2 separate regions of the Homo sapiens genome follow, and region 1 is linked to region 2. Evidence: chromatin loops called from intact Hi-C (ENCODE). Cell type or tissue: ascending aorta. All regions are shown on one strand. Links, peaks and the distances in the headings refer to the core of each region. The heading gives the core; the rest is flanking DNA.

Region 1 (13,751 bases), core at 260-4,259, 63 kb before region 2:
CTAGAACACAGTCACTGCACTCCCAGCCCAGGCATCACCCCCACGGTGGAAGGTTTGCCCCCACCGTGACTGATGACTGGAGTCCTGCTAGGCTAGGGGGGCACCAGACACACCCACACAGCCGGCTCCTTCCACCCAGGCCCTGATGCTTGAGAGAGGAACTCAGACCGAGGTGAGCCCTGCTCTGATGAAGATAAGTCCAGGGGTAACCAAACCATCTTCCTGTCTGCCAGGCCCCAGCTCCCACCAGCCACTCTCACAACCTTGGGCTCAGGCTGAGCCACTCCACCTCTAAGGAGGCTCTTCGCAGTGGGGTCTCTAACCTCAGGGCTTCTTAATGGACCTCCCAATTCATGCATGCACACCCAGGCATGTGCCCCACACCCCAAACCCCAAGTCCATGCACTCACACCCAGCATGCGCCCATTGCTCTCACACCCCTTCACTCACCCCATTGGGCCTGACTTTGCACTCGGGTTTCTTCCAGTCCCTCTTCCGGCAGCTTGTCTGCTGCAGCTTAAATTCCAGCCTCACAAATATTCCAGCTGGGAAGGGCTGCGGACAGACAGGCAGGCAGAGGATGGCCGGTAGCCAGCTGAGGGTGCAGAGCAAGCCCTGGTGTGATCCGCACCTCCCTCACGCAGTCACATTCCAGCAGGCTGGACAGTGGCCTTTTCTCCAAAGGGCTGGGGCTCAGAGCCCAAGCACTTCTGTCCCCCTTCGTGGGAATGCGCTGGTCTCCTGGGGTACGACCCTCCCCGCTCCTGCCCGGGCCATGCTACTCACCGTGTCCACGGCGCTCTCCACACTGGTCTCCTGGAAGGCCCACTGCACGGGCGGGTGCTTGTGAAATTCCTCCAGGGCCACCTGCAGGCCCCGGCGCTGGGCTTCCGTGAGCTCGGCGACGCCCACGCCCACCGCACCCAGCCACAGGGCCAGAGGGATCAGCAGCCGTCGCATGCTTCCGTGTCACCCTGGCCCTGCGAAGCGGGTGTGCGCCCCTCAGCTCTCCGAGCCAGCCCGAGCCGCCTCCTCCCGCGCCCTGCTCTGGGGGGAGGGTGGGGAGCGGGGGCGGGGTCCAGGCCTGTAGAACGCTGGGCACAGGTGAAGGAGCCTGGAAATGGCCCTTTCTCCAAATTGACCTTAGGGTCCGCCTGGCCCTCTCCGTTCCCTCCCACCCTGCCCGCGCTGTTCCCTGGGGCCTGCAGTTTTAGCAAAGTTCCCTGCCCACGCTAGGAATCAGTCAGTTCGCACTCCCACCCTACACCCCTAATCTTGCCCATTGTGTCTCTCCCTGGGTCTCCGGCACGACCCACTCTCCTCCCTGCCGTCCCCGGAGCCCCTCTCTCCTTTCCCCGCTCAGCCTTCTCCCCAACCGCTACTCCCTCCCCGTCCAGAATCCCCCTGCTCCCACGGGGTTCCCCCCACGTCCCCGAGGTCCAGGCCAGCCGGGGGAAGGGGCAGGGGCCGGAGGCCGAATACTTTTGGGAGGACCTAAACACGTGGGAGGGTCCGGACGGGTGGGAGCGGCGGGAGGCCTAATCCTCCCGGCGCGGGGGCTGCCGCGGGCCACCAGCCAGCCCCAGTCGCTAGGAATGGGGGTCTCGCGCCGCCCAGCCCTTGGCTTTCCCGCTTCAGGCAAAATCTTCCCTCCTTCCTCTTTTTTCTGGGGCCTTCCCCACGACCCCTCTTCCTAGCCCTTCTGATCCGTCCCCTGATGCATGACTGGGGCCACCGGAGGGGCTGACCCTCCCGGAGAGCCCCGTCGGTCCTGGTGGTCTTGGGACCGGAGAGCGACAGATGTGGAAACCGAGGCCCCTCAGTGAAGAGCTGCCAGGGTGGTCGCCTTAGAGCAAAGGCGTTCCTCATTCCGCCTGCGCAGCTGCCCCTCCGCCCGGCTGCCGCCCCAGCCCGCTTCCCCTCCTCACGTCCTTCCCTGCGCCTGGAGGTCTCCCCTGACCGTCCCGCAGCTGAAATCTTGGCCTCGCTGTCCGCCTCTTCCCGCTCTTCTTCTCGCGGGGCGGCCCCCACCTCCTCCCACCCCCACCTCCTGGACCCCCTCCAGCAACTCTGGCTCCTCCCCTCCCCAGTGGGACCGGCCTCTGGGGCGGGATGCCCTCCCGCGCCCTCCCTCCCCATCCCACCCCCCTCCTTCCCCTCGATCCAGCCCTCATGACCCTGACCCTGGCCGCGGCTGCAGGCGGCTCGCCCAGGCGCGCAGCCCTCGGTCCCACCTCCCTCTGGCTCGGGCCTGAGCATTCCGCAGCCTCGGCCGGCCCGGGCCTCTTCTCCGCTGCTCTGCTCCCCCAAGGACTTTCTGTGCCCCACTCCTACCCAGGCAGGGCTGCCCTGTCTTGGGTCCTTTACGGGGGACCATTCCCCAGCGTCCCTGAGACACTCATCCTGGGATTTCTTCCCCTAAATACAGACATTCTCAAACCAAATGAGACCTCGAGGTCCCTACACCTGATCCTGCCTCCCACTCCCTGAGCCACACTGAGAAGGAAGGTCTCTCCTTTAGGGAGGACTCTGGCGCCTGCAACCTTGATCGACAGCAAAGATGTCCAGTGTGTATCCTGCATCTGCCTTTCCTGACCATTCCTCGTGCCCCATTCTCCGTGGGATAGATTCTCATGGGGAGTGGGGGAGCCTTCGGGTGTGGCAGAACGGCATGATGGAATTCATAAGGTGAGCAGAAACTCAAGGAAAACTGTCCAAATACCGGCTCGACTCCTGGGTACGCTGGAGCAAGGATGAAGAAGCTCTGAGACTTTGCACGTCAGTAACCACCAACACCATGCCTCTGGTTCCCACACCGCAGGGATCACCTGAAGTAGAGGATCTCATGTAACTTCATGGCTCTCTCTGAACTTCTGTTTCTTTATCTGTAAGATGGGGATCAGAAACTCTGTCTTAAGGAGTTGTTTTGAGGATTAAATGAAGAAACATGAAAAGCAACTGATGTCCAGTGCCGAGCACAAGGCTTTTGTCCCCTACTTACGCACCCCTAACCAGGATTCTCCACTTAGAGCTGAGAATTTCCTTTACAGTGTGCTCTGGGGGCACCAGAAAGAAACTCGGCTTCCATTAACCACTTCCAGGTGTCTGAAATCCCACCACTACTTAGGGTACTTCACTCCCCAGCTGTGAGCTACTCAGCCGCCCTTAAGCAGAAAGAGATGGGATCCGTGTTCCCTGAAAGCTTTAGATGGGGTTAGAGAGAAAAGATGCACCCAAAGATGTTTCCCAGCCCAAGAACTTGAAGGAAACCAAAATATTTCACCCCAAAAAATACTTCTTTGACACATTTCAAGGTGGCTGTTCAGAATGGTTGGAAATAGAATAACCAAAAAGCTGTCTTTTTGTGGAGAGATTTGCATCTGTAGAGGAAATCTGCATTGATGTAGCCAGGCTTTCTCCGAGGCTCTCCCTTGTCTAACTCTAGGAAAGATTAACTGAGAGGCTGACACCTTTACAGATCTGAAAGAAACATTTACCCTCAGTTCTTTCTGAGGGCTGCTACCTGTGAGGTGTCATCTACCTAACAAGACTCCCTTTGCCAACCAGGCCTCCTCTTCCCTCCCTTCCATAACCTGTCTTGCCACTATCTGAGCCCCCATATTTGTATAAACTCAAGATGGTGGATAAGCTTCTGTATCCCACTGAGGGGTTGGGGTAATCACTTTGTGGTTCTCTCTCATGTATGTTAATAAATATTTCCTGTTAAAGCCGAGGCAGGAGGATTGCTTGAGCCCAGGAGTTCAAAGGTGCAGTGAGCTCTGATCATGAAACTGTACTTCAGCCTCTCTGGACAGAGCAAGACCTTGTCTCTAAAATATAAATGAATCAATTTATTCTATTAATCTGCCTTTCATCAGTTGATTTTTCAGCAAACCTTCAGAAGGCAAAGGGGAAGTTTTCCTTTGGCCCCCACAGACCCATGCTGGGGGACGTCCTGAGGATGGGTGAGGAGAGAAATCTTCCAGGACAAGGTAGGACTTGAGCTGAGCAAAGCGGGAAACTCATCCTGACTTTGGTGGGGGCTGGGGGGAAAGTTGCATCAGGTCTGTTGCAGGGGAGGTGAGGCAGTTGAGGTGGGGAGGTAGGTTGGGAGCAGGGTGGTGGGAGTTGGTGAGGAAGGAGCCAGTCTGGCTATACTTAAATGGCCACACAAAATTCACTTTGGGTGTAGGTATGTGAGGTGCACCCCAAAGAGGTGGACAGTCCTACTGCAGAGCACTCATAGGTGTGGATGTGTGAAAGGACTACTTAGGGCATATTCATGAGCTCAGCTCCAGGTAACATGTCCCAGTCCAGGGGAGCAACAACAGGACTTCACTATTTAATGATGGTTAATGATCTTCCTGGTCATGACAGCTAAAAAAGTAGACTCACGTATCCAGTTGTTCCAAGCTTAGTTTTCCAATAACTGAACTGAGTACCAAAAAACATTGTCCTTTAATATTTGCAACCACATTGACAAAAATAGTTTTTTTTAGAAGAAGTGATTTGACTTTGAAGTAAGAGCATATCAGTTGCAAAACTACACCTATTGAAGTTAAGTACATTTTCCAACTTGTGTCAATTCGGTACCATTAGCATAAATTCAAAAATGATATTGCATAAATTCAAAAGCCATTCTAAATTTATCAATATCAACTAAGAATTCTTCACATTTTTCTTGAAATTTTGCCAATTTACACAATGCTGTATATTACAATTAAAACCTCTGTATGTTGATTCTTGTGACAAAAGTATGTAGATTGTAATTATTTGTCAGTATTATGAAAATATTTAATTTGAAATGCTTATATTTATCTGGCTAGGTCACAAATGAGGTTTCATCTCCTTGGATATTCAAATTTAGCCCATTTATATGTAGTGTGGTATTGGTGAGAAAACACTGACTTTTTTATTTTTAATTATTGAATATTTGGGTTGAGAGTAGTGACTCATGCCTGTAATCCTAGCACTTTGGGAGTCCAAGGTGGGTGGATCACTGAACCCAGGAGTTCAAGACCAGCCTGGGCAATATAGAGAGAGGCTATCTTTACAAAAAAAAAAAAGTTTAATTAGCTGAGTGTGGTGGCAAAAGTCTGTAGTCCTGGCTACTCAGGAGGCTGGCGGGGGACGATCACTTGAGCCTGGGAAGTCAAGGTTGCAGTGAGCTATGATCATGCCACTACATGACCCTCCCACCTCAGCCTCCCAAAGTGTTGGGATTATAGGCTCAAGCCACCACTCTCAGACTTGGCCACAGAGCAAAACCTTGTCCCCAAAACAAATAATAATAATACTTATTGTTGTATATTTGGTAATCATGGCTTCTGTCTCAAGAAAATCTTGGAGTTAGTTAAAAGTACAGTAAATCTTAGGAGAACTCTTCTACAACCCTGACAATGAGCTTTGGTAAAGAAAAGATCATTAAATTCATTATCTTTCATTGCTTTCAACAGTTCCATAAAACCAGCAGTGATTCATAGCATTTCCACTTAAATACGGAATTAGTTTTAATGGCTGTAGCCATGAGACTTGCATAGAATAAATTTCAGAAAACTGAGCACAAATATCTTCAATATGTACCCTAAAGTGAAATGAAGCAACATTGGAAGCATCAATCTCTTGTTTTAGCATTCCAATAAATACCTCAGTCACACCAGCCACATGGCAAGTGTTCCTAAACCTGTGGCTGGTGGCTACCATATTGGATATTGCAGGCAGAGCATGTGTTACCAATTATGTGAGTAAAAACTAAAACTAAAAATGAACAAATTTTTGTGTTTGTAAATGCATGGAATATTTCTAGAAGGGAAAAACAAGAAACTTATAACAGTGTTTGCCTGTGAGGAGAGGATCTGTCCAGCTGGGGAAAACAGAGGCAGGAAAACTGTACTCCCTTTGTACTTTTAAATTTTTATAACTTGTGGATAATTTGTCTATTAAAATATAAAAAAACTTTAAAAACTATTTTTTGAGACAGGGTCTTGCTCTGTCGTTCAAGCTGGAGAGCAGTGGCTCAATCATGGCTCACTGCAGCCTCAACCTCCTGTGCTCAAGCGATCCTCCCACCTCAGCCTCCCAAGTAGCTTGGACCACAGGTGCATGCCATCATCCTAGGCTAATTTTTGTATTTTTTTCTAGAGACAGGATTTTGTCACATTGCCCAGGCTGATCTCAAACTTCTAGGTTCAGCAATCCACCCACCTTGGACTCTCAAAGTGCTGAAATTACAGGCTTGAGCCACTGTGCTTGGCCTTAATACTTTTAAAATCAGAAAGCAAAGCAACAGCTTTTCTTTTGTCTTCTTTTCTTTTCTCTTTTTTTGAGACAAAGTCTTATTCTGTTGCCCAGGCTGGAGTGCAATGGCATAATCAGAGCTCACTGCAGCCTCCATGTTCTAGGCTCTATTGATCTTCCTGCCTCAGCCTCCCAGTAGCTAGAACTACAGGACCACCTCACCCAGCTAGTTTTTATTATTATTATTTTTTTTTTCAGGAGAGAGGAGGTTTTGTTTTGTTGCCCAGGCTGGTCTTGAACTTCTGAGCTCAAGTGATCCTCCTACCTTACCTTTCCAAACTGCTGAGATTACAGGTGTGAGCCACCGCGCCTGGTCCCAATAGCATTTCTGAAAGCTTACTCTGGCTGCTGTGTGGAGAGTGGATAAAAGGGAATAAATCTCAGCAGGAGATAATTGTGATTGTCCGGGTGAGAGACGAATGTGGCAGGGACAAAACTGGAGGCAGTGAAGATGGGAAAACAAAGTCCAGAAATACCTCAGGACTAAAGCACCAGGGTTTGGTGATTGATAAGATGTTGGGGTCGAGGTCAACAGAGAGGGGTGAATCCCAGGTTTCTGGCTTGAACAGCTGTAGACATGGTTTTGATCCTCAGGGAGAGAGAGACTCAGGAGGGCAGTGAGGAGAGAAGTGTGAGGTGTCTGTGGAACATGCCAGTGGAGATGTTGACTGAACAGGGCTGGTGGAGCTCTGGCTACAGATGGGAAACTGTGTTATCTGCATGCAGATCGAGATCAGAGCAGAGATGAGACTGGGGATTGGAGAAGGAAGTAGCTTGCCCTGGCGGTAGGAGGGTGAGGAGGGAAGAGGTTAGGACCTCACTGGGAGGGGATCCAACATGGAGTAAGAGGGGTGGGTGGATGAAGATGAGCCGGTAGGAGCTCAGTGGCAGGTCAGGAGCATGTGGTGTCACAGAGGTGGGGAAGGGGATGTTGGGAGGAGGAGGCACGGCTGGCAGTGTGTGCCCAGAGGTTTAGGAAGATGATGCCAGAAAGCACTGGACCTAGCGAGGCCAGCGGTGACTTTAGCAAGAACTGTCTCAGTGTGGAGTGAGTGTAGAAGCACATGGAGGGCAGAGGGAAAGAAGGAATAAGGTAGAGCTGGTGGGTCCGGGGAGAAGCCAGGGCCAGGGAGGGTGCTGTGGTTTCAATGTGCTCCCCAGAAAACTTGTTTTGGAAACTCTTTTTTCCTTCCTTCCTTCCTTCCCTTCCTTTCCCTTTCCTTCCTTCCTTCCTTCCTTCCTTCCTTCCTTCCTTCCTTCCTTCCTTCCTTCCTTCCTTCCTTCCCTCCCTCCTTCCCTCCTCCCTCCCTCCCTCCCTCCTTTTTATTTTCTGGCAGAGTCTCGCTCTGTGGCCCAGGCTGAAGTGCAGTGGCGTGATCGCGGCTCACTGCAAACTCCGTCTCCCAGGTTCAAGTGATTCTCCTGCTTCAGCCTCTCTAGAAGCTGGGATTACAGGCACACGCCACCACACCCAGCTAATTTTGGTATTTTTAGTAGAGGTGGGGTTTCACCATGTTGGCCAGGCTGGTCTCAAACTCCTGGTCTCAAGCGATCTGCCTGCCTTGGCCTCCCAAAGTGCTGGGATTACAGGCATGAGCCGGTGTGCCCAGCCTATGTTTTGGAAACGTAATCCCCAGTGCAACAGTGTTGGGAGGTGGGGCCTAATGAGAGGTATTTAGAGCACGAGGGCTCCTGCTTATAAGAGGATTAATTCCATTATAAAGCTGTGGCTCATGCCTGTAATCCCAGCACTTTGGGAAGCCGAGGCAGGCAGATCTCTTGAGCCGAGGAGTTCAAGGCCAGCCTGGGCAACATGGTAAAACCCCATCTCTACAAAAAAAATACAAAAAAAAAAAAAAAATTAGCTGGGCATAGTGGTAGTCCCAGCTGCTTGGGGGGCTGAGGCAAGAGGATCCCTTGAACCTCAAGGAGGTTGAGGCTGTAGTGAATTGAGATCATGCCACTGCACTCCAGCCTGGGTGACAAAGTGAGACCCTGTCTCAAAAAATAAATAAATAAATAAATAAAATAAATAAAAAATAAAAGTGTTTGAGGCTGCAAGTTCAATCTCTCTCTCTGTCTTGCCCTCCTTTTGCCCTTACACCATGGGGTGATGCAGCAAGAAGGCCCTCACCAGATGTTGGACCTTCAGCCTTGGACTTCCCAACCTCCAGAACCAAGAGAAATAAACTCCTGCTCATTATAAATTACCCAGTCTCAGGTATTCTGTTGTGGCAACACAAATGGACTAAGACAGAGGTGTGTCGTACTGTGTCTTACTTAGAGAAGAGAGGAGTAATCAACAGGAAAGCAGACAGTAAGTGGGGCACTGCAGGGGAAAGCAGCAAACTGTAGGGTTGGATGCAGGCAGGCGTGTGCCACCCAGGGAGGTCTGGGGCAGGAGACTGGCGGTGAGGCCTGGGACTCTCCGCTTCAGAAGACTGACTGCTCATTCCTGTTCTTTGTTTTTCATTTTTCCCCCTTTCTTTTTGCAATCTGGAAAATGCCTTTCCTTTTGCTCATTTACCAAAGGTAAATTTCAGAACATAAAGAGGGATGCACAGCAAATTCTGTCCCATGGATTGTTCTGAAACTGACCATATGCTGCAGCTTCCATGTTTTGATGATGAGACTTAAGTCTGTTACCAGGAGCAAGCCCACAGCTTGTGTGCAGAAACCATGGCTACCATCTACCATCTTTCAGGATGGTCCTCAAAAGACTTTGAAAAGTGACATTTTCTGATGTGAAATCCTGAGGTTCCACTTTTAATCACAGCATGTGATTGTTATATATGTCATTAACTTGATTATTTAAAAAGATATTAATAATAAAACTAAAATTTACCAAAAAATCCTACAACTTGGCAATAAAAGCAGCAAAATACTTTTTTCAAATAATTATTGGATCAATAAGAAGAAATAAACATGATCATAAACAAGAAATAAAACATGTTGCAGAATTGTTAAAAATAACAATAATGTAGCCAGGCATGGTGGTGGGCACCTGTAATCTCAGCTACTTGGGAGGCTGAGGCAGAAGAATCACTTGAACCTGGAAGGCGGAGGTTGCAGTGAGCTGAGATCACACCACTGCACTCCAGCCTGGGGGACAGAGTGAAACTCTGTCTCAAACAAATAAACAAACAAACAAAGAAAATTAATGAAAACACTATATATTAGAACCCATGAGCTGTATTTTGAGAAGTACAATTAAATACCTTTCTTTTTACTAATGAAAGACAAAATGAAAGTAAGCTAATTGTTAACTAGTAAAACCACCAATGAAACTTATGGTAAGGAAAAGGAAAGAACAAATAAAACTAAAAATGTAAATTAGAAAAGAGGAAATTCAGGAAATCCATTAATATATCACATTAATCAGTCAAGGAGAGAAAACCCCATGTAATAATTGCCAAAGATGCTGAAAAAACCTTTGAGAAAATTTAATATCCTCTGCTAATTAAAAAATAAAAGCTCTTGATAAGATAGATTATGAGTACCTTCTTAACATGATTATATGTATGTATAACATACTTAATGATGAAAAATAAACATTCTCATCAAATTCAGGATCAAGAAAAGGATGTCTTCTATTGCTATTATCATTTTACATTTTTTAAGAAACACTAGCCAGTGTAATTGGGCAGACATGAAAAATCAATGATTAAAAATTTCTTTTGAAAAATGGTGAGAAAAAGGCCGGGCGCGGTGTCTCACGCCTGGAATCCCAGCACTTTGGGAGGCCGAGGCGGGTGGATCATGAGGTCAGGAGATCGAGACCATCCTGGCTAACATGGTGAAACCCCGTCTCTACTAAAAATACAAAAAATTAGCTGGGCGTGGTGGCGGGTGCCTGTAGTCCCAGCTACTTGGGAGGATGAGGCAGGAGAATGGCGTGAACCCAGGGGGCGGAGCTTGCAGTGAGCCAAGATCGTGCCGTTGCACTCCAGCCTGGGAGACAGAGCAAGACTCCGTCTCAAAAAAAAAAAAAAAGAAAAATAGTGAGAAAAGTATCCTTATTTGCAAATGGTAGGACTGTGTACCTTCCAAATCCAAGAGAACTAACAGGAATAAATTACTGGAAACAATAAAATAATAAGTGATAGGAAATGGGATTAATATACAAAATCAGTAGGTTTTCTAACATGAATATATTTGGAAAAAAAATATATGTATATATATATATATATATATATATATATATTTGAGACAAGGTCTCACTCTGTTGCCCAGGCAGGAATGCAGTGAGATGTGTTCATGGCTCACTGCAGCCTCAACCTCCCAGGCTCAGGTGATCCTCCCACCTCAGCCTCCCGGATAGCTGGGACTACAGGTGTGCACCACCACGCCCAACTAATTTTTTTTTTTTTTTTGTATTTTGTGCAGTGATGAAGTTTCACCATGTTGCCCAAGCTGGTCTCAAACTCCTGGGCTCAAATGATCTGCCTTCCCTGGCCTCCCAAAGTGTTGGGGTTGCAGGCGTGAGCCACTGTGCCTGGCTGAAAATATAGTTTTTTAAAACCCCATTTACAATAATAAAAAAAGGTTAAGTTCTTAGGAATGAACTTAGTAAAAAAATACAAAGACTATTTAAAAAAACTAACAACAACAAAAAGAATATTTAAAAACTTAACATAATATTAAGGTATATGAAAGAAACCTTGACTAAATAGATAGAATCAAATCATAAAATGTGGCCAGGTGCAGTGGCTCATACCTGTAATCCCAGCACTTTGGGAGGCTGAGACAGGAGAATTGCTTGAACCTGGCAGGCGCAGGTTGCAGTGAGCTGAGATCATGCCATTGCACTCCAGTCTGGGCAACAAGGCTGAAACTCTGTCTCAAAAGGCAAAAAAAAAAAAAAAAAAAAAAAATCATAAAAATGTAAATCATTCCTAAACTAATATATACATTTAACAAGAAAAGTGGATCGCCTGAGATGGGAAGTTGGAGACCAGCCTGACCAACATGGAGAAACCCTGTCTCTACTAAAAGTACAAAATTAGCCGGGTGTGGTGGCCCATACCTGTAATCCCAGCTATTTGGGAGGCTGAGACAGGAGAATTGCTTGAACCTGGAAGGTGGAGATTGCGATCAGCTGAGATCACGCCATTGCACTCCGGTCTGGGCAACAAGAGTGAAACTCTGTCTGAAAAGGAAAAAATAAAATAAATAAAAATGTAAATCATTCCTAAACTAATATTTAAATTTAACAAGGAAAGACAATTGATTCTAACATGTATATGGAAAAATAAACAAGCAAGAATAAACAGAAGTATGAAGATAAAAATAATGTTGACCTCTTAGATGTCCAGATAGCCTATTTGATGTTAAAATGCATTAATAATCTAAAATGAAAACAGTGACATTAGCAAATGAATAGACAAAAAAATGGAACAGAATAGAAACCTCAGACATAAATCCAAATACATATGGGAATTTAATATGTGATAAAGGTGGCATTTCAAATCTTTAGGAAAAAGATGCATTAGCCAATAAACGGTGTTGGAATATACGGCTAGCCTTGTGGAGGAAAATGATGAATGTTGGTTCCTGCCTCACTTTTTACACTATAATAAATTCCAGATGAATGAAATTAAATGTACCAGATGACAACTTGAGGATTTTATTCATTTGTTTGCTTAATAACTTCTTACTGGGGAAGTATAATACAAAACCCAATGCCATAAGAGAAAAGATTGATGAATTTGACTTCATGACTATCAAACGTTTCTCCATGATTAAAAAAAAAAAAATCAGCTTAGGCTGGGCATGGTGGCTCACACCTGTAATTACAGCACTTTTGGAGACAGGCGGGGGGATGGCTTGAAGCCCAGGAGTTAAGGCTGTTGTGTGCTATGACCGCCCCTGTGAATAGCTGCTGCACTCTAGTCTGGGCAACATAGCGAGACTCCATCTCTAAAAAATAAAAAAGAAAGAAAGATATAAAGCCACATATGCAATGTGCTATGTTTCAATTTGTGTAAAAAATAGGAATGTATGCACATGCTTGCACATCGCATTGAGTAATTCTGGAAAGATTTACAAGGAACTTGCAAGAACAGCAGACTCTAGCAAGGCTAACTGGAGGACTACAGGGAGGAGGAAACTTTCGTCCTTTTTTTCTCTTTTTAAAATAGACTTTATTTTTTACTGCTGTTTTAAGTTTACGAATAAACTGCACAAAGTACAGAGGGTTCCTCGTTCCCCCACTGCCCTCCCAGTTTCTCTTATTATTAACATTTTGCATTAGTTTGGTAAATTTGTTAAAATTGATGAACCAATATTGATAGATTATTATTACCTGAAGTACAGTTTACATTAGAGTTTGGTCCCTGTAGCACATTCCACAATGAGGTGTATCCACCATTACAGTATCATAGGAAATGATTTCACCCTCCTAAAAATCCTCTGTGCTCCACCTATTTATTCATCCCTCTCTGTCCCCAAAACCCTGGCAAACACTGGTCTTTTTACTGTTTCTGTAGGTTTTCCTTTACCAGAATGTCTTATCGTTGAAATTATTTTTTACTTCCTTTTGAAATGCTTGAGTTTTTTTGTTTGTTTTGGTTTGGTTTTTGAGACGGAGTCTCGCTCCGTCACCCAGGCTGGAGTGCCGTGGGGCGATCTCACTGCAAGCTCACTGCAAGCTCCGCCTCCCGGGTTCACGCCATTCCCCTTCCTCAGCCTCCTGAGTAGCTGGGACTACAGGCGCCCGCCACCATGCCTGGCTAATTTTTTTGTATCTTTTAGTAGAGACGGGGTTTCACCATGTTAGCCATGTGGTCTCGATCTCCTGACCTTGTGATCCGCCCGCCTCAGCCTCTCAAAGTGCTGGGATTACAGGCGTGAGCCACCGCGCCCGGCCGAGTTTTTTTGTTTTTTGTTTTTAACATGTGTGTATGTTAATTTAATAAAAATTAATTTTTATTTTCATCAAAGGAATACATGCTCACGTTTGCATGTCTGAAAATATCTTTATTCTACCTTATGTTTAAATTATAGCCTTTGTTGGGTGTGGGGGCTCACGCTTATAATCCCAGCATTTTGGGAGGCTGAGGCGAGTGGATCACTTAAGCTCAGCAGTTCAAGACCAGCCTGGCCAACATCATGAAACCCCGTCTCTACTAAAAATACAAAAATTAGCCAGGCATGGTGGCGCACACCTGTAATCCCAGATACTTGGGAGGCTGAGGCAGGAGACTCGCTTGAACCTGGGAGGCAGATGTTGCAGTGAGCTGAGATTGTGCCACACTTCACTCCAGCCTGGGTGACAGGGTGAAACTCCGTCTCGAAAAAAAAATACATACATACATATATATATATGTATCCTTCGTGGGTAAGATTCTAGGTTGAAAAATCATCTTCCCTTGGGATTTTGCCAGCTGTACTGTCTTCCAGCATCTGGGGCTTCTGGAGGGAAGTCAGGTGTTCTGATTCCTGGCCCTTTGATT
Region 2 (10,038 bases), core at 5,703-9,702:
CGCGCCAGTTCATCTGCAACGAGTGTGGCAAGAGCTTCACCTGGTGGTCGTCGCTGAACATCCACCAGCGCATCCACACTGGCGAGCGCCCCTATGCGTGCCCCGAGTGCGGCCGCCGCTTCAGCCAGAAGCCCAACTTGACGCGGCACCTGCGCAACCACACAGGCGAGCGCCCGCACCCCTGCCCGCACTGTGGCCGCGGCTTCCGCCAGAAGCAGCACCTGCTCAAGCACCTGCGCACGCACCTGCCCGGCGCCCAGGCTGCGCCCTGCCCCAGCTGCGGTAAGAGCTGCCGCAGCCGCGCCGCGCTGCGCGCCCACCAGCGCGCCCACGCTGTCGCTGAGCCCGCCGTTCCGGCCGGGGAACCGGGCGACCAGCCGCAGGCCGAGGCCATCCCGGGCTTGGCCGCGAGGCCGCGGAGCTCCCAACGGTCCCCGGGGGCCCGGGACACGCTGTGGGGCCGGGGACAAGCGGGCCTCGCTGGGCCTGGCGAGCCGCGCCAGTTCATCTGCAACGAGTGCGGCAAGAGCTTCTCGTGGTGGTCGGCGCTCACCATCCACCAGCGCATCCACACGGGTGAGCGGCCCTACCCGTGCCCCGAGTGCGGCCGCCGCTTCAGCCAGAAGCCCAACCTGACGCGGCACCGGCGCAACCACACAGGCGAGCGGCCCTACCTGTGTCCCGCCTGCGGCCGCGGCTTCAGCCAGAAGCAGCACCTGCTCAAGCACCAGCGCGTGCACCGCGCGGCCCCTGCGTGCAGCCCCAAGGAGGAGGCGCGCTAGTGGACTGGACCTCAGCGGACCCGTGGTGGTGCGGGGGATGTTTGCGGGGTGTGTGTGGGGAGTGGGGGTGGCCAGGATTGCTGGCTCTTAGAACCCCTTAGAGCGGGACCGGTGGATTCCTTAAGGCTCTGAAGGGCTGAGAACAGTTCTAGAAGCGTCCCAAAGGGTGCTGGGAAAGGTCCCAGCGTGGGTTGAGGGAGGAGGGAAGATCCGAGTTCCTCACCGCGGGCCGGGATGTGACCACCCTCTTCAGAGGTTGGACCCCAGGCTTCAAGCACCGAGTGAGGGGTCTGTTGGGGACGCTGGGAGAGTCTCTGGTGTGAAGTGGCTTAGGTCTGGACTGGTCAGCTGTGGCACCAGCCGGTCCTGCCCACGCTTCAGGATGGCCGGGGGCTGCCCCTGTGGGAGAGTTGCCAAGACTCGGCGATACCAAGGATGGAAGCCAGAGGCTGTGGCGAGGGAGAGCCAAGCATATTCCCAGCACCAGGGCCACTGCTGGCACGTCGTAGACATCCAATAAATATTTTTGGAAGGAGTGAATGGTTTGATGTCCCTCTCCATCCCTGCCAGCCCCCTGCCCAAGGTGTGTGTGTGGTTGGGCCCGACTCTAGAACTGGTATGTGTGTGATGGTCAGGCAGGCATGAGCGGGGTGGGCTCTGCTGAGGCTTGGCTGCCTGAGGAGGTAGCTGTGCAGGAGAGAGCCAAACACGCTGCTTCTATTCCTGTCTGGGGCATGTCTGAAGTGGGCTGGCTGTCTTGACTGGCTTGGATCCTTATCAGTCTGGTGTTGCAGAAGAGAGAATGGATGGAATATTCCACGTGGTCTCACTTTCCTTTCTGAACCACCCTTGCTGAAGCCCGGGTCTGTGTGTGCTCAGAGATCCATTTGCCCCAGGCTAGGAGCACAGCACTCCCCACACCCAGTTCTTGCCAGGGGTGTTTTCTCTCTTCCCTTCTCCAAGTCAGTTTAGTGTCTTCCCACATACCCTCCTCGGCCTCCTGCCCCCAAGAGGTCACCCCTCACGCCCTTCCAAAGCAGGGTTGGCTGAGTCCCTGGTGCTGACAGAAGAGCCCAGGACTCCAGCCCAGGCTGTGACCTCAGATGGTGTCTTCCCAGAGGAGAGGAGGGAACTGGAGATGGTGGTGATGGGTTTGGGGTGCCAGGGTTGGGTAGCTGGGAGGTAGGAAGAAAGGACCCCAACATGGCTCTAGAGAAGGAAGAAGTGCACTTGCCCCCATCTCACAGCCCAGATCCTTCTCTGTATGCAGAGAAGTGTTACCTTCTGGGAGCTGCCACGGTTCAGCCTAGCTTCTGGTCACTGTTCTTTAATCCTCTGTATCTGGAAAATACTCCAGTTGTAGATCTATGGAAGGACATACGAAGGTGATGGGTGGACCCGGAGGGCCGCCCTGACTGTTATGGCTTACTAGGGTAACAGTGCCGATGATGGTTAGCACTCAGCCAGGGCTGCTGCATCTCCGTCCCGTTCTTTGATCACAAAACATGCAGTGTGAAATCACACGGGGTGTTGTACGCCGGGGTTGCTACCACCTACTTGAGCATTCAGCGCTTAGGACCACGGGAAACCAAACCAGGAGGGTTTTCCTGGGCACCCTCCACCCGACACCAGCCCTAGGGGCTGCCCTGACTCTAATGACCTGCCCCTCTCCTGGAACTCCCCTTCCATCCTGCACCGCCCCAGGGAGTGCTTGACTGCCTTGCAGCTCATCAAACCCTGCTTTAACAGGGTGGGGGAGGGGGGCTCAGGAGTCCTTTGCTTTTTTCTCTTTGCCACTTGCCAAATTCTGAAATCAAGTTGAGCAAGCCCACCCACTTCAGGCCTCACTGAGTCCCGTCTTTCATTCCTGGGTTAGAGAAACACTGCCCGCAAGGACAGATCTGTGGAAACACTAGGTCCCTGTGACTCAGGTGCCGGAGGATGCAGTGTCAGCAGATGCTGACGAGATCAGTCCTGCAGGAGCATCTTTACGACAGAACATGTTATTTTCCATAAGTGGCCTGTTTAATGATCAAATCAGTCAAATAGCTGTGCTGGTAGGACTTGGGGTTAAAAATGAGGCCTAATTGCAGCTTTTTTCTCCAGCACCAATTCATGAGAATGCCTGCTCGCTGACCCCAGGTGACTGGGCCTCCCACAAATGGGTGTTTTGGGTCACAAAGGGGGCAGGGTCAAATCCCTCAGGCAAAGAGTGACTGAGGTGTATGACTCACTGACCAGGCCGGGACTGCACGGCATTCGTTCACTAAAGAAGCCTGCTGTGTGCCAGGCATCATGCTCAGATGCTGCCCGAGACACAGCCCCTACCCGAAGAGCTCAAGGACCTTTATGGAAAATCATTTTGATACACACAGGGCTTGGGACCATCTATGTGTTCAACTCTTTAAAAAATGGTTCCCAGCCCCAGTTCTCTTAGCAAGGCTTTCTAATTCATTATCTCATTTAATCTCGCCATGAGTCAGGCAGGGCAGTAACACATGGGAAAGGAGGGTGGGGGTGGGGATAGTGTGACCTGTCCACCAGGTCCTGCTACAAATTGACAGCAGATCCCAGGCCTCGTGTTAGCCCAAGCTGCTTCTACTGTCACATTGCAGCCTTCTGCAAGGATGGGGTGGTACTGTCCTTCTCACTTCTCATTCTCTTCCATTTTAAAATGATAAACCTGGGTCAGAGGATATTTAGGAAGAGGCATTGTCATTAAGTCCAAGACAAGATGGTCAGATTTGTTATCCTAGTGGGTTACAATCCAAAATACTCTGGAGCATGCTGAGATTAAGGTGGTTGCCAAGGGAACAGAAAACAGCCATGAGTAAATAAATCAAGACTTTAAAGGATTTAGATCGGGTCTATGGCCAGGTAAGTGCAGACCTTTGTATTCTTTCCAAGGCCAGGTAAGTGCAGGTCTGCAGTGGGGATCTGTGGCCACGTGGTCACAGATGTGGAAACATCCTGCAAATGCAGCCACGCTGCTTCGTACAGGCGGTGCAGTGGCTGGCATGGGGAGCCAGGTGAGCTTGGTGATGTTGGGGCTTCTGGAACTGCCTGCATCATCCTTGTATTTCTTTGTTAGGAGCAAGTCTGGACCTAAGAAAGATGGTGTAGGTTCTCGGAAAATGGTTGTTTTTTGGCAAGGGACACGAGCTTCAAGTCGTCCGGTAAGGCAGTCGGCCTCATTGAGAGGGTTTGGTGTCCCACTGCCCAGTCCCGGGGAGCTGCCTGACGGAGGGTAGACTGCAGTGACCAGAGGCAGCCGCTCAGCCATGCAATAGCACAGGCCGAGGGAGAGGGCAGGCCCCTCGTGGACTTGGCAGAGAGAAATGGGTGGGAGTGGGGGATGTGAAACCTTTTGTTACTTTTTAGTGGTTTGAATTTAGTAAAGAAATATCTTTGACCTTTAGGCAGCAGGAGGAGTATTGGGGCCAAAAACAGTGTGTTCTCACATATCACTGTTCTTCCTGCATTGTGGCAGGGGCAGTGAGAGAGGGAAATGAATGGACTCCCTTAAGTTATCCCTTAGGCTAAAAAGAGAACAGCCTCTTTTGGGTTGACTGGATTTGGAGGAGGTGTCCTAAACAGGCTGTTCAACAGGGGACTTTTTGTGATGATGACAGCGCTCTATTTCTGTGCTGTCCAGACTATAGCCACTAGCCACATATGGCTATTGAGTATTTAAATGTGGCTTGTACGGCTGAGGAACTGAACTTTATTCAATTTTAATTCATTTAAATAGCCCCACGTAGCTACTGGGCATAACAGCCCCAGGGATGATAGGATGACACTCCTATTGATAAGAAGCTAGAAACATTGTTTCTTTTCCCTTCACCTTCTCCCCTCTGCTCACCACCTCCGGGAGAGCCAGATAGTTCTGGGGTTCAATTCTGGCTTTGTCATTTAAACCATAGGTCCTTGGGCAAGTAACTTATGTAAAGCATGCAGTATAGTGCCTGGCACACAGCAAGCACTCAATAAATGGTAGCTATTGTTGTTTTAATAAACTTGAATGGTTACTTGCAGAGCAATTGTGCCCATGGAAAGGGAAAAAAGGGTTTTTCCCTTGCTTAGCTTAACCCACATAAAGAATTAACCATCTCCAGTGTGAAGCAGGCCTGCTGCAAGTTTAAGGGTTTGAATTGATGTCATAGGTCACATCCTGGGTTTTAATTCCAAGGAAAGAGAACTTTGGAGCAGATGAGGCCTCACGCTGAGCCTCACATCTCCATCCAGGCCTCTGCAGAGCAACTCAGCCCTCACAGGGCAGCAGCTTTGCCTGCACCTCCTCATTCCTTGCATTGCATCAGCTCTCCTCCTCCTCCAAACCCTTGGGGGCCATCTTTTCTCTCTGCGCCGCCTGAGCTATTAGATGTAGCTTGCAGAGGAGCATACCTTCATTCAACAGACATCGACTGAGGACCTATTGTATGCTGGACACGTGGGACAAAGAGACGCTAAAATAGTCCCTGCCCTTTGAAGTTCATAACCTGGTGGGGAAAACAAAAGTGTGCTAAATTCCAAATCTGGGATCAGCATAAGGTGCTTTGGAGAGAGGGATCAGACTGCTGTCCAGTCCTGGGAGATGGGAGATGGGAGAGGCTTGTCAAGGGGGAGGTGGTTGCCCTGCTGAGTGAGGAAGCCCTAGGGACGCAGCCCTACAGGAGGAGCTGGAGGATGCGGGGAGCAGGGTCTGGAGCTGCCCCGAGGAGGCCCATGGGGTGATCTGTTTGTCCACCTGTTGTGCCCCAGGGTGACTACAGTGCAGAGTCTGGGACAGGGTTCACCTGAGCTACACGTTTACCCATGGTCTACAGGAGCCACGAGCAACACATCTACCCACACGGGAGCCATGGTCTGCTGTTCTCCAGGACGCCTTGGTTGTGGGCAGTCCAGGCCTTTGTTAGGGTCCAGAGTCCAGCTGCCATATGGATCTGTCAGAATAGTGGTGATCCCTGTGCCAGCCACTGCGCTGCCTGTATGAGGAAGCATGAAGCAGGGCTGTGTTTGCAGGGTGTTTCCATATTGGCACTCTATCGTGCTTGCCGCAGCACCTAAGAATGGGATGAGGGGGAACCTTGGGGGAGACAGGGGAGGTGGGTGTATGTGCACGAAACTAGAGAAGTGAAGTGCCTGAGCTCAAACCACCGTGGCAGAGCAGAGAATGGAGGCCTCTGGGAGCCCTTGGGCCTTGGCTTCCCCGCTGAGACAGGGCAGGTTTGAGGTGGTACTGCCCGTGTCTGTGTCCACCCCCATCCCCTAGCCGTGTTCTTTTCCTTTCTATTTTGGTTCAGCTTACCTAGAAATGCTGCTAAAAATATGGGAGACATCCTCAGGCATATTATTGATTTTGCTTTTGAAAAACATGGTGTTCACCGAGTGTCCCCATTTCTCTTATGGTCTGCAGAGGAGATGAACACTGGGGGCTCTGGCAGGTGACAGCAGGGGCTGGAAAGCTGGGCAGTGTTGATGTGCTCCGAGTGGAGGCACGGGTGGGGTTGGTCATCAGCACCTGGGGTGCTGGTGTCACTGCATGAGAACTCAACATCTGTCCTATGGACTAGTTTCTTTGTCTTCCTAGTATTCCCTTCCCGTTGTCTCTGTTTAAAATGCCAATTTCCGTGGGACGTGGAACTCCTAAAGTCCCACATCCAGCAGTGAGGTGTCTCCAGGAGCAGTGAAGGGATGGGGTGGGGGTTGGGGTAGGAGTGGATTCTCCAGAGGCCACAAGCCAGACGGGTGGGGCCTGGTGGGGCAGACTGGTCCTCCAAGCGAGCTGTGAAAGCAGGCAGGCCTGACCTCCAGGCCTGGTGTTGGGAGGAAGGGGCTGATTTTACAGCCTGGGGTCTCCCACCTGGAATTCTTCAGTTCCCAGGCTCCAGAAGGCACAGTGGGCACCTGCAGAGCTGCAGAGAGGACCCTCATGGTATCGGGAGGCCCGCATCTCTCAATGCCCTCCATCAGGCACAGCGCCACCCCAACCACCACATCCATTGTCTGCTGCAAGGATCCCTGCCTGGGCCTTGGAGAGAGAGTCGCGTTTCTCCACCTGGCAGCTACAGAGAGGCCACAGAGAAAAAAGCCTATTTAATGTTCTTCTACTACTTGTGACTTTTAAAATAACTTTTCCTCTCAGGCCTCTGTTTTTTTGTCTGTCAAATGTACACCCTCAGGCACGTTCTCACTGGGGCCCAGGTTTTTACTTCCCTGTCGTCACACACTATTTATGTCTGAGGGTCTCAGTCCCAGGGCGGTGCAGTGGAACACAAGCTGGGCCACGGTGCTGGGTCACGGTGCCGTGTTCCCGTCTGTGCTCTGCTACTTAGAGCTGTGAGTGTTGGAGGAAGCCACTCTGTGTTTCAATTTTATTTTCCCGTCTATAAAATGGGATAAAACCCACACAAGGTAGGGTGCACATGGTTATTGGAAGGTTCCCACGAGATCATAACATGGAAAAGGGCTTTGTAAAAGGCAAAGTTATGTCCGAGTAAGGGACATTATCATTAAATGGCAGCTGGAAGCTGTAATTTGGTTCTGCCCTCTCACGCCCGCTGCTACTCCAGACGTCGTAAGTTGCTCTTTTATGGGATATCTCTGGCTTGACTGCGGGTTCCGTTCTGAGGAGGTGGGGTCAGCAGGGGCCTGATGTCTTCTTCCTTTCCCTCTGGTCACTCTAGTGATATAACCCAGGCCATATAGTCAGGCAGACTTTGGCGAAACTGTCAGCGAGGGCAGCTCCTCGATTCGGCCCCTTTGACTATTGTCTCCAGTCCTGAAACCCTCGCCCAGGGCCGCTCCGCCGCCGGGCTCCGGCGCTCAGCCCATGTCACCCGGGGAAAGGCCGGCGCCTCCGTCCGACCCTCTTTCCTGTCGCTGGGGGCGGTTTGTGGGCCTGGCCTTGGGATTAGGAAAATAGGGATGGTGCTATAACGGCCGAATGCAGGCCTCAGGGAATCCCGAAAGGGGGAATGTCTGGGTCGGCGGATCGGGGGGCTTGAGAGGGCCCGCTCCGTGGGACGTTCAGGCCCCGGAACCGGCCCCCGCATGGTCGCCGCTCCGGCCCGGGCGGGCGCAGCGCTGGCAGCCCCGTTTTCCGCCAGCCGGGCTGCCGGAGAGTTAGACCTCCCAGCCTCACGGGGCTGCTGTGCGGCTGCGACGACGCCGGCGACTGCGGCGCTGCAGCGGAGACGGAAGGCTCGGGAGGCGGCGCCATGTGAGTGCGCGCGGGGCCGCGCTGGGGCCGCGGCGGGAGGTTACCGTATTTACCGAGGCCAGAGCCGGACCCTCGGGGGCGGGTCACTGCGGGCGTGCTACCGTATTTGCCGGGTCCCGCGCAGGTCCTTTCCGGGAGTGGGAGCGCCGGGACTTAATTACGTATTTATCCAGGGTTGCGTGGCTCCGCGGGGGGGCGCTGCGGCCGTGGGGGGTGGGCTGCATTCATTCCCTCTGGGAGCTGGGGCTTGCAGTCGGGCGGGGTGGGTTGCGGCAGCAGGGTGGAGGCCTACGTATTTTCGTGGGGGTGGGGTTGCGACGCAGAGTTTACCATATTTCTCCAGGGTTGCTCCGGCCGCAGAAGTTGGCAAGGTTGTGTGTAAGGTCGGGTGGGGTGGGGTCAGCTCTCCCGATTAATGCAGCTATTTGATAAGAGCAACGTCGCGGGACGCTTGCCGTCTTTATGGGGGCGGGGAGAAGGGGCGCGGGTGTCGCTGCGGGAGAGTTACCGTATTTGCGTTGAGCAGCGCAGACTGTAGAGCAAAGAGCTGCGGCCGGAGACCGGAGGAGCAGGGGCTCAGCTGGGCTGTGAGTGTGGCATGGGAGGAAAGAACTTGGGGGAGAGACGGGGGGCCTTTCGGCGTGCAGGCGGGGCCTCAGTCAGGGGTATAGCTGGGGAGAGTGAGGAGGCTGCCCAGTCACAGGGCCGGGCTGAGATTGGCCAAGGGGACTTTGATGATCTGTCTTTGCAGATGTCAGTGCAGCTGCCTGTGGAAAAGACTTGTGGGTGGGGTCTCTTGCAAGTAGGACTTGTCTCCTTCCCCAGGGTCAGTTCCACCCCGGCCTCGAGGGTACGGAAGACAGAGGAGGTGGCCCTGAGACCCCACTCTGCAGATAGGTTGACTGAGGCTGGAAGTGAAGAGAGGCCTTCGGGGAGGTCCAGTGGAATATTCAGCCGGCTTCCCTGATGGGGTTGGGGAGAATGGATGAGGCAGGCCTTAGGGCCCTGCAGGAGCCCAAGTTTTGGTGGGGGTCGTGGGAGTGGTGGCAGTAGACAGTGCATCTACAGGAGAAGTGGCCCTTTGGAATGCATGGCTCTGTGACGGCTGGGATGGTGGCAGTGGGGGGTGTGTGTGTGTTTTGAGGAGTGTTTAGTTGTTGAGCAGCTAGTACATTGAAAAGAGCTTTCAACAGTGAGACAGGAGACTTAAGGCCTAGTCCAGGCTCACCTTGCTCTGTGACCTTGGCAAGTATGTTGACCTCACTGAGCCTCAGTTTCCCCATCTTTAAAGTGGGGCTCAATAACCCTGCTCCGCCCCTTTCTCAGGGCTGTTGTGAGGACAATGGGAAACAATTTAAGAGGAACACAGTGTCCTGGGAAGAGGATCCTTTGGAGAAGCAGCATGAAGGGAGCTGGGTTTGGGGGTGTTGGCTGGGCACTGAGGGTGCTGCTCAGCCTTGGGCCAGGCTTTGCTGTGAGGATACCAAGAGGAATCACGCTGAGACCAGTCCCCCTGGGAGCCCACACCCTGGTTCAGTGACTTGGAAACCTTTTGAACACATGCCTCATTTTGATAAACAAAGAGCTGCCGCCTTTAATGTTTAACCGAGGTCACTTTCAAGTTTACAGGGTTGTGTTTTTTTTCCTGTTTTAAGCTTCACAAAAATATCTTTAAATCACTGATAATGCCACCCTTTTCTCCAAGTTTGGGGTGCACTTCCCTACCTCCCCCTGTCCTTGAGATCTGGTTGGAGGGATAAGACATATCTAGACGAAGGTAACTGAAAATCCTAGCTGAAACTGAAACTGAAAATCCTAACTGAAACTCATCACCATCTGTCTAGTGTCTTGTGTGGCTGGCTGGCATGGTGCTAGGTGCTGGGGTTGAAAGAAGGCAGCTCTGTCCTTAGGGTGCTGGGAGTCGGGGGACAGAGGTGGCATGACTGACCCTCGTGCAGTATGATCAGTGAGAGCCACATGGTTGTGTCACACGGTGTTTAAGCCCGGGGTGGAAAGGTCAGGGAAGGCTTCTAG

Evidence for each region. Hi-C counts contacts between places; a loop is a spot of excess contacts. Peaks named below come from ENCODE experiments on the same cell type or tissue, not always from the same donor. Only the 100,000 strongest peaks of a DNase experiment are listed, where the experiment ranks them.
Region 1: it touches region 2 in a loop (2.1-fold over the local background); 18 of 110 quality-filtered maps call a loop at or near these places.

Annotation. Positions count from the first base shown.
Region 1 is chr7:150,339,650-150,353,400 of GRCh38, forward strand. It overlaps RARRES2 (retinoic acid receptor responder 2), which reads right to left and starts at 1,980. Exons shown (of 6, transcript NM_002889.4): 1 at 1,929-1,980; 2 at 787-980; 3 at 451-555. The coding sequence starts at 960. LOC107986858 (a long non-coding RNA gene) reads left to right here and starts at 2,196. Exons shown (of 3, transcript XR_001745420.3): 1 at 2,196-2,688; 2 at 3,879-3,992. RefSeq lists silencers at 1,019-1,088, 7,986-8,218. In ascending aorta, for the core only: no CTCF peak of the experiment used is centred there; DNase peaks (open chromatin) are centred at 602, 1,427 and 2,169; H3K4me3 peaks cover 2,290 bases; H3K27ac peaks cover 2,153 bases.
Region 2 is chr7:150,397,314-150,407,351 of GRCh38, forward strand. It overlaps LOC728743 (zinc finger domain-containing protein LOC728743), which reads left to right and starts at 8,363. Exons shown (of 3, transcript NM_001395976.1): 1 at 8,363-8,591. ZNF775 (zinc finger protein 775) reads left to right here. Exons shown (of 3, transcript NM_173680.4): 3 at 1-1,317. The coding sequence ends at 782. RefSeq lists enhancers at 1,880-2,467, 5,117-5,791, 5,792-6,466, 8,834-9,342, 9,636-9,685 and 4 more and a silencer at 7,666-8,125. In ascending aorta, for the core only: a CTCF peak has its summit at 8,171; DNase peaks (open chromatin) are centred at 7,038, 7,566, 8,008 and 8,548; H3K4me3 peaks cover 2,761 bases; H3K27ac peaks cover 3,263 bases.